Linked DNA regions of Mus musculus: region 1 is linked to region 2. The links are chromatin contacts, found by Hi-C in ENCODE. All regions are on one chromosome and are shown on one strand. The core of a region is the stretch at or near the end of the contact, and the rest is flanking DNA. Distances in the headings are between cores, read along the strand shown. Region 1 holds the start of Cdc25a (cell division cycle 25A). Region 2 holds the start of Tmem115 (transmembrane protein 115).

What was found. A loop is a pair of places that touch in the nucleus more often than their neighbours do.
Region 1: a loop to region 2 is called in a map of T-helper 1 cell, with 6 times the contacts of the local background. The contact joins the promoter of Cdc25a here to the promoter of Tmem115 in region 2. A Hi-C loop is called at or near these places in 3 of 37 maps with a recorded cell type or tissue (T-helper 1 cell, T-helper 17 cell and heart).

Annotation. Positions count from the first base shown.
Region 1 is chr9:109,872,775-109,877,999 of GRCm38, reverse strand. Cdc25a (cell division cycle 25A) reads right to left here and starts at 2,421. Exons shown (of 15, transcript NM_007658.3): 1 at 1,841-2,421; 2 at 766-839. The coding sequence starts at 2,010.
Region 2 is chr9:107,531,620-107,537,019 of GRCm38, reverse strand. It overlaps Tmem115 (transmembrane protein 115), which reads right to left and starts at 3,075. Exons shown (of 2, transcript NM_019704.2): 1 at 1,691-3,075. The coding sequence starts at 2,541.

The sequences.
Region 1 (5,225 bases), core at 1,172-3,671, 2.3 Mb before region 2:
GGTGTATATAGTGACACTGTGTCTTCAAAAAGTAGCGTTAGAGAGATGTTTCAGAAGAGCACAATTGCTCTTGTAGAGGACCTGAGTTCAATTCCCAGCCACCACATGCTAACGCCAGTAACTCAGTTCCAAGGGATCCGACACCCTCTCCTGGCCTTTGAGGAAAGTACACACCACATGCACACACGAGAGGCATGTGAGCCAACATCCACATATATAAAAGCACACATTAAAAAAAAAAAAAAGAAAAAAGAACTGGAATAAAGATTTGGCGCTTCTTCTCTTCATAAACTGTCTCAGGAGCTTCCTCTGTACTCTACTAAAGGGTGTTTGTCACTTCACACCACACCACACCACACCACAATTTCTATGTGTACTGTTGCCAATTAAATTCCTAGGCAAGATGCTTCCCGAATGGCTGACTCCAGATGAATGTGAAGGCTGAACGGACACCTGGAGTGGTCAGGGGGATGGATGGTGGCCCATGCCTTTAACCACAGCACTCAAGAGGCAAGAGGCCAATGTGATCTACATGGTGAGACCCTGTCTCAAAATAAATAAATTGATTTAATTAAATTCTTAAAAATAAGTGGCTTAGTGGTTAGTAGCACTTGGTGCTCCTGTAGAGGGGACAAATTCAGTTCCCAGCAGCCATATCAGGCAGCTCACAATGGCCTGTAACTCCAGCTCCAGCGGCTCTGATGCCTTCTGATCTAAACACACACGAGCACATACATAGACACACATGAACAGTAATGGCAATACCTGAATCGGTCGATTCTGAGGAGCCCATTCTCTGTAGACTGCTGTTATTTCTCACTTCCATTTTCTCACAGTCACTGAAACCAAGAGAGGCACCTCCACATGAGCAATTTCTAGCACATGATTAAAAAAAAGGTGACATACAGGCCACGAAGTAGCCAGGCTGCCACAAACCATCTTTGAGAGACCAAGCCAAGGACACCCCACTTGGCCACCCAGAATACCCCAGTTGGCATTTAAACAAAGAAAGGAGTGAGTGGTTTGGCCTTGGGCCACATTGTCAGACAGGCCTGTGGCAAGGGCTGGGTTTCCTTAAAGGAGAGCCTCAGTCTGAGGTTCTGAGTGAGCCAGGAGTAAGGGCAAAGGTGACTAGGCCAGGAGTCCCAGCTTTTCAGGGTTTGCAAAAGTTGTAAGACAAGTTTAGGAGGCGAAATACCCAACATCGAAGGAAAAGCAACTTCACTAAAAATAGTGTTAAGCATTTTTGTTAGTGATAGTGGTGTAGGACTACAAAGTCCTCGAAGATTTCCAATATGGAAAAGTTAGGTAAAAAGTGATAGCTTAAAAAAGGTAGTAGATGGGTAGATACAAGAAACGTGCCGGCCAGGTGGCTGCATAGATTTTACACAAATGCAAGAAAAGAAAATGCCACGTCCCTTTGTTGAGAAGGAACAAAGCTTACAGGAAACTAAGATCCGGCGCGGGTGGTTCAGCAAAGAGGGCCTAGGAGGACCCATTCTCACCCTCCCTCCCAACCCCCATAAGGGTAGATTCCAAAGACTTTTCTGGAATAGAGACAGCGTAGAGAGAAATCTGAAAGGGGTGAACAAGACAGGATGCCCAGCAGGCTTCCTCGATCTCCGCGGTCTGGCTCTTGGCTGAGGATAGCCCTGGACTATCCGAACGGCCTCTCCCGCCCAACATTCCGCCCGGGAGGGAGGGTGCACATGGCGGGCCCTAGCCAGGCCATTCCGGGTCGGAGCATCAGAACCAAGTGGACAGACTCTGTTTCCTGCTGGATCATCCCGAGGGCCGACCAGAGGCCAGCGGCCTGGGGCATCGCTCGCTGGTCTCTCACCTGCCCAGTCCTTCCAGCTGGTCCATGGTGACCGTCAGGTTGGTGACAGGGGACAGTCCGCCAGCAGCTGACGCGCCAAACAGCATCTTCCCCGTGGGCTGCGGCGCAGGCGTGGGGCTGCAAGCGAAGAACAGGCGGCGGCGGTGGGGGGGCTCCGGGCCCAGTTCCATGGCGCCGCCGGGCCTGCCCGGACTCCCGCTCCGTCTTCCTCCGCCTCCGCTGCGCCGGGCCCCGCCCCGCTGGCACCGGCTTCAGCCGCGTGCCACGCCACCAGCGCCCGCGGGTCAAACACAAACACGACCCCGCGGTTCAGAGACGCGGCCGCCACGGGCAGCGGCGCGGACCGGCGAGCGTAGGGGACTCGGCAGGCGCCAGGCACAAGCACCGGTGCTTCCCTCTCTGTCCCGCGAGGCCCGCAGGCGGGCGGGCGCCTGCAACCTCAAGATTAAATCCAAACAAACTCCGTGGAGGAAGAGTCTTGAGACCACCGCTCCGACTAACTCGCCTCACTTTTTTTCTCCCTCCTTGCTCCGTAGCCGGCTCGCAGAGAAGGAACCTTCACTTCCCTCACCACCAAAGTGGCCTTAGCGTTAATTGCTGCACACTCAGGATAGCCGCCGCCCCGCCCCTTTCCTAGTTGGCGCCAAACGGAATTCACCAATCAGGAAGCAAACTTCTCCTCGCTCCCGAATGACAGCTGAGCCGGACCAATGAGAAGGAAAGGAGGAAGCGTCTCGTGGGCCTCCTCGAGGTCACGCCCTCTCTCGGTGGGGGCGAAGCCTGAAGAGTTGGGAGGTGGCTGAAATGAGAAAGGAGTCAATGAAACTTTCTGTGGGGGCGCTAGTCCCTACCGAAAGGCCCCGCTCTTTTTCAGTTGCATGCTGGGTAGTGTAGTTCCTACAGCGTGTGCTACACACCTGTCTGAGCTACTGAGCATAGTGCTGTGCACTTTTTTTTTTTTTTTTTTTTTTTTTTTTTTTTTTTTTAGGAGACAGAGAGACTAGGGAAGGCCATCTGGACCAGGCGTTGGCTCTTCTCTAACTGTGTGGTACAGTACCATGGATCCTGGATCCCTCTTTTCCTTCACAGGACTTCAGGCTCTGATTTTGTCTTTCTTTTTTTCTTTTTCGAGACTGGGTTTCTCTGTGTAGCCCTAGCTGTCCTCGAACCCGCTCTGTAGACCAGTCTGGCCTCGAATTCAGATCGATCTGCCTCTGTCTCTGCCTCTCGAATGCTGAAATTAAAGGCATGTGCCACCATTCCTGCTCCAGACTCTGATTAATTAATTTAATTAATTTTTGAAATAGGGACTTTTTTTTTTAATAGCCCGGGCTGAAACAGGAGTAGTTGAGAGCTATGATCCACAGATAGCAAGCAGAGAGAAGGGGGTGGGGGGAGGTGGGATGGAGAAAGGAAGAGGGAGAGGGAGGGAGGGAGGGAGGGAGGGAGGGAGGAAGAGAGAGAGAGAGAGAGAGAGAGAGAGAGAGAGAGAGAGAGAGAGAGAGAGAGAGACTTTGCCTGGTGTGGGTTTTTAAGAACTCAAAACCCACTCCCATCTACACACCTGTTCCAACAAGGCCACACCTTCTCTAAAATCCCTCCCAAACAGTTGGGGATCAAGCATTCAATCATATGAGCCCATGGGAGCCATTCAAATCACTGTAAAAGTACTAGGCAACATTTAGTGTTTATGTACATGACAGTGTTTCATGTGTGATAACTCTACTAGTGTACTTAATCTTTACAAGTCTTACATCACAAAAATAATTCCAGGAGGGACCAGAGTGAAGGGAAGGTAGTTACTTTATTCACTATTTAGATGAATAACCATTATATCACAAGACATGGTTATGGGCTTCTTAAGTATCTTCACTATGGCCATATTTGTGATTCCATATATTTTTCTTTTGAGACAGGGTCCCGTGCAGTCAGGCTGGCTTTGGACTCTCTATAGTCAAGGATGGCCTTGAATTTGATCTCCCAGTTCACCACTGAACTTAGTTTTGTGCTTGTTAGGTAAACACTTCTAAGTAAGCTACATCCCACCCTACCCCCATTGAGCTTCCCCAGTTACATTGCTCAAAGGATGTAATTTGAGCTGGGGAAGGTGAGAAATACCTGCAACTACAGAATGTGGGAGTTGGAAGCAGAAATTTAAAGTCACCTTCAGCTGCACAGGGAGTTCTAGGCCAGGTGGGGCTACTTAAGGCCCTTCTCAAAAAACAAGCAACACCAAAAAAAAAAAAAAAAAAAAAATGTAAAGCGGGGCGTGGTGGCGCACTCCTTTAGTCCCAGCACTCGAGAGGCAGAGGCAGGCGGATTTCTGAGTTCGAGGCCAGCCTGGTCTACAAAGTGAGTTCCAGGACAGCCAGGGCTATACAGAGAAACCCTGTCTCGAAAAACCAAAAAACAAAAAAAAAAAACAAAAAAACAAAAAAACAAAAAAAAGAAAAGAAAAGAAAAGAAAACAACAACAACAACAAACCTAAGCAACAACAACATTAAAAAAAAAGTCTTGGAGCTGATAAGATGTCTCAACAGGTGAAGATGCCTGTGAGCCAAACCTGATCTTTATTTTTCGAGACAGGGTTTCTCTGTATCGCCCTGGCTGTCCTGGAACTCACTCTGTAGACCAGGCTGGCCTCGAACTCAGAAATCCCCCTGCCTCTGCTTCCTTAGTACTAGGATTAAAAGTGCGCACAACCACTGCCCCATCAATGTGTAAAGATCAAACAAAATTGAAGTAACACGATATGAGTTGGCTTGCTTATTTCTCTTAAAGGTTTTCTCTTGTAAACGAAGTTGCAAGGGAGCTTGTACAAGGCCACAAACTTTCTGGCCCTGAGTAAGCAGAGCTGCTATTTCAGTGTTCTTCATATTTGTTGCTTGTTAGTGGTACTGAGGGTGAGTTTATTTTTAAGAGTTTTTATTATTATTTATGTATGTATATGTGTGTCTGTGTATGTGCAAGTGCCTGATAAAGCCAGATGCATGTCCCATCCCTCAGAGCTCCCATTACAGGTAGTTCACAGCGACCTGATATTTGTGCTAGGTGTTGAACTTGGGTCCTCTGTAGAAACAGTACCTGCCCTTAACCCCTGAGCCATCTCTGCTGTGGTGGACAGTCTTTTCAGACAGAGTTTCTTGTATCCCAGTCCCTGGCCTCATGGCCTAAAATAGTTTTGAACTCTGGTTTTATGGATGCCTGTTCCCAAGAGCAGGGACTATAGGAATGTGCCACCATCTCCAATGTAGACTGGGGTCACACAAAAATAATATAGACACTATCTCAACCTAGCTGTCTTGCTTTTTTTCCCCACACATCATATATATTAGAGATGGTTTGATTTCAGCAGATAAGTGGCTAACAGTTTGGAAAGACAGA
Region 2 (5,400 bases), core at 1,826-4,325:
TGGACACCAGCTGTAAACTCTTTTAAGGAAGACACACCCTACACACCAAGCTACCCAGCCTCAGTGAAGGACAAGTTTCCAAGTGTTCAGCACTCTTGCCCACAGAAGGTGAAGTGTCCGTGGATCCCGATGGCTTACCTCTTTGCTGCTACAGGCAGACACGCCACCCTATGGCGTTCTAAGATCTAAAATTTCTACCACGCCAAGAAAATAGACAGGAAAAGCAGCAGGGATACAGGCACTGAAAACACTAATGTGCTCCAGCCTAGCCCAGTAGCAGGTCTTCCCTGTCACTCCACAGACTACTCTTGGAGATGTCCTTGCCAGCAGTCACTTTGTGGAATCCTCTTTCCTCCTTGTAGCCCTTTGGGTCCGAGAGTGGCATGCAGTTGCATGACAGTTGTCTGGGAGTTGTCACCCACCCCATGTGACTGGGCCAGTCCCCACTCTTCCTTTTCTATCCACTTTTTTTTTTTCTCGAGACAGGGTTTCTCTGTATAGCCCTGGCTGTCCTGGAGCTCACTCTGTAGACCAGGCTGGCCTTGAACTCAGAAATCCACCTGCCTCTGCTGAGTGCTGGGATTAAAGGCATGCACCACCATGCCCGGCTTTCTATCCACTTTCTTGATCCTGGAGAGAGGCTTTCTGAATGACCAGTCAACTGTCACAATTCAAGACTTCTCACTGGGGCAAGGGCAAGCTCTGGCCCAGTCCCATCTGAACAGCTCTAAGGACAGCTTTGTCCTTAAAAACTCAGCCCCCAGCCCATTTCCTCTACTAAGTAAGGTCAAGATGGAGTGGTCTTTAGGACACTCCCCAAAAACTCAAGCTGTAGTGCCCAAACTTAGGCCTGCAGCATGGCCTGGCTGTGTTCCCACACCTGCCAGCTGCTAACTCCTTCAAGGAAGGAGGCTACACTCAGCTATAGAGCCTCAGTGGGGAATGAGCTGAGAGAATTCTTCCCCTGAGGTCAGGAACCCCTTTCACAGGGGAGCAAAAGCAGGAGCCCGTGATAAATGCTAAGGAATAAGGTTGGCGAGAAACTTCCTCAACAGTCTCAGGAAGAACACTGGACACTGGGTCTCCTGGGAGCTGGGAACACTGTAGAGAGTCCATAGGTCTCAGAAAGTAAGACCTGAATTCAAAGAGCATTCTCCTGCCTTGGCTAACGTGTTCAGTGAATAATGCAGTGAGATTACTGATGCTGCACTTGAGCAGGTGATGCAGAGGTCTCTGACCTGCCTGGTGTGGTCAGGAGGCTCTCGCAGTGAGGCACACAACCTGTCTCCGTTGGTGATTGGGGTAAATTTAGTAATACCCCAATCATCCTACATTAAGAAGGGAAAGACTTAAGGACAAAGACCTCCTTCCCCATTTCCCATCACAGGAGAAAAGAGCCACAGTTTCTGTCTATCACTGGACCAGTGCTTAGAATTTGGAAATTCTGAGGCAAGACCAAAGGTAACTGGGCATTCTGTAGCCAGGTTTAGTGGTCCGAGTTGTGAGGTACACAGAGTCCAGAAACCTACACATTCAGTTCCCTCGAGGCCAAGACCTGAATCCCTTTTCTGAAGCCGCTCCCAACACCTGCCTGTAGCTCTCCAGCCTATATAGAGCAAACATCTCAATGGCTGGTTATGTGGCCACACCAACAGTCTAGCTACCAAGATTTTAGAGAAGTTCCCAGTACCTTCTGCGCTCCGCATCTTGAGGGTCTGTGCCTGGGAGGCTGATAGTGATGGACGACGGCGCTCCCACATCGTAGCGCTTCACTGTCTTCTGGCATATCTTTACTTTCACCAGGAGGCCGTGCACCAAGTTCGCTAGCAGCCCCACCACCGGTTGCAGGATCTCCGGGAAGAAGGTGGCAAAAGCAAAATGGTCAGCCATGTCCCCTCGGCCCCGGCTATGGCGCTGATAGAAGCGAAGATACACCCAACTGGATAGCAGCCCAAAGCCGTAGGAAGCCAGGGCTGGGCTCTGGAGCAGCGTGGCCAACCGGAGGAGTAGCAGCAACGCCAGCAACAGCATGGGAACGACGCTGACGCGGACCTGGGGCACTCGCAGAACCACACAGTCTCCCATAGTTTGCTTGAGGGCTACCAGAACACCACCTAGGAAACCCAGGGCGCCGTGGATACGAATAGTGAACAGGTAAACCAAGTTGAAGGAAGCCATGTAGGTGAGGAGGTAGGCGAGGGCCCCCAGAAGCCCCACTGACACATTCACCACCGAGAAGAAGATGAGCAGCTCCAAGGCTCCCCAGAGGGGCTCCAGTAATCGCCCGGCCACAACCACTGTGGCCAGGCTAATGGCCACGTCCCACACGTGCTGTTCCATGAGCCCGTGGGTGGCCAGGGTCCAGATCCAGAAGTTGGGTGGGAAAAGGTAGCCTGGGGTGACGGCCAGGCAGCCCGTGTCCACAGCGAAGGAAAGCAGGTAGAGAAACAGTACCACGGCGCACAGTGCCTTCACCACCACGCTGGCGCTGGCCAGGATGGCCCCCAGATGTTGGCGGGCACCAGGTAGGGCGCGTTGCATCTTCCTGGCGGACGTTGGCTTAAGGGAATGTGTGGAAGGTGGCCTAGGGGCCTCCCCGGGGCCTCGTCCCAGTTCGGCCCCGACGGGAGGCCCGGGCCCGGCTACTTCACTGGCTTCTGTTCCGTGGGAAGGCTCTGGTTCCGGTTTGATCCGGTTGTAGTTCCAAAGCGAGGAGAAAGTCTTCTTGCCGGGGACCTGTCGTTAGGCCCTGGGTAGCTTGGGCTCGCCTGCCTGCGGGTTCCGTCGGCCCAGCGGCCAGGCTAGCGTTAATCTCAAGGCTAGGCTTCCTCCATCCACTCTGAGACTCTGCGATCTGCGGGGAACTGGTGCCTCGTTCCGGCCCAAGTCAAGCCCGTTTAGCTCCGGCTGGGCTAGGGTTTTGGCTTGACGGTACCTCCTCCCCTCTCCGGGGCCGACAAACAGGGGCGCCGCGCCTGCGCGCCCCCGCCGGCGGCCGCGGCAGTACGCCCTCTGAGCGCTTGCCTTCCGGCTTCTCGGCATGCTGGGATACGGAGTCCTTGGGACCTAGCCGACCGGTTTCTTCATAGAACCACAAGTCCCAGAAGCTGTGCGCCGACCGGTCCCGTAGAGTGTACGGGCTAGGGAGCTTGGGAGTTGTAGTTTTCAGTGCTTACTCCTCCAGTTCTTAGGAGTTATGGAAGTTGAGATCAGTATTCCTGATGCAGTAAAGGGAGGTGTTAAGTGGGCGGGTTCAAGAGGTAGCACCGCCTTGGGCCACACACACTTGCTCAATTCTTTGGAGGAGATTGGCTCTATTTAGGATTTGTACAGGTACAGCAGTGTCTTTGTAAGCAGGTACATAAGAATGTGAACGGTTCTGATGAGTTGTACCAACGTGTGTGAACTAACCAGAAACTGTCGTCTGGCAAGTGAAGCCTAAGATGGGCTTGTTCAGTCATTTGTAGTCACTGTGTTATTGACCAAGTTCCCCGCTGCAATTTCAGGAGCCTTAAAAATGATGATGATGGCAGGCTCTTCCTATCTTAACGATCAAAGAAGGCAACTGTGTAAACGACTTGCCATTGTTGTATTGGGTGTTCGTTCACATTGTCCTTGTTCCAGCGAATTGTACTTGTAATTGTACATGAACTTTCCACCTAAGGGGGAATAAGGGTCAAGGCTGTGCTACTTCAGCGACTCTTTTCCCACTTGATTCCACTGGACAGAGAAATCTCCCTTGAGCTGGAGCGATGGATTAGCGGTTAAGAGCACTGACTGCTCTTCTAGAGGACCTGGGTTCAATTCCCAGCAACCACATGGCAGCTCATAACTGTAACTCCAGTTCCAGGGTTTCTGACACCCTTACACAGACACACATGCAGGCAAAACACCAATGAACATTAAAGAAAAAATATATTTAAGTCTCTCTATAAGTGCCAAGTTGGTCTAGGCTCAACTTTATGCTATAGTGGCTGTCAACAGGGTGTTTGAGATGTATTTAAAAGTTATTTTATAGCCGGGCGTGGTGGCACACACCTTTAATCCCAGCACTCGGGAGGAAGAGGCAGGTGGATTTCTGAGTTCGAGGCCAGCCTGGTCTACAAAGTGAGTTTTAGGACAGCCAGGGCTATACAGAGAAACCCTGTCTCGACCCTCCCCCACCCCCAAAAAAGTTATTTTATTTACATGTATGTGTGTCTTTGTGTGTATATGCCGTTAAGTGTGCAAGCCACCACAGAGGCCACAGCATGTCGGAAGCTGGATTTCTGAGCCACCAGATGTGGGTGCTGGGGTACAGGTTCTCTGTAAGAGCATCAGGCATTATTAACTATGGAGTCATCTCCCCAACCCTGAGATTTTTGTTATATATATATATATATATATATACACACACATATATATATACACACATATATATGCATATTTTTAAATGTGATTAATTATATTACAAGGGACTTTATTATAAAATCCCCTTTTAGCTATTGATCTCAGTACAACTGCCTGTGTGTTCAAAACTACCTTTCACCTTTTATTTTTGTCTGGGGTTAGGGTTCCTACTGTATGCCATATACCAGTGTTTGCTAAGTTTGACTTAGCAAATCAAAATACAGAGTTACTGGGCAGTGGTGGTTCAAGCCTTTAAGGTTGATCTCTGTGAATTGGAGGCCAGCCTGGTCTACAGAGTTAGCTCTAGGACAGCAAAGGCTATACAAAAAACTCCCTAAAACAAAACCCAAACTAAAAACCAAAACCCAAAACAAAATAGAGTCAAATACTTAATCAGATTTGATTTTTGAATAAACAATTTTCAGGAGAGGGACATCCCATGCCATATTACACACACACACACACACACACACCCCAAAACAAAACAAAACAAAACAAAACAAAACAAAACTAAAACAACTCATTTGTTCCTATAGAAGCAAGAATAAATTTATTCAGAGTACAGTAATAGCACAAATTATAATGACACTGTCAGTAATAACCATGGGCCACAGGGACGATAGTAACCAAGTACCAAAAACCTTATTAAAAAATTATCAGAATCTGGGGCTGGAAAGATGGTTCAGAGGTTAAGAGCATTGGATGCTCTTCCAAAGGACCCTGGCCCAGTTCCCAGCACCCACATGGTGGCTCACAACTGTTTGTAACTCCAGTTCCAGGGCATCTGACATCCTCACACAGAAATACATGCAGGCAAAACACCAATGCTCATAAAATCAATCAATCAATCAATCAATCATTTAAAAATGTCTTAGAGTCTGGGTGGTGGTATTTGCCTATAATCCAGCACTGGGATGGCTGAGGCAGGGGGATCAAGGCCATTTATGGTGATAGAGTGAGTTTGAAGCCAGGCTAGACTACGTGAGACTTTTCAAAAGCAATAAGCAAAGG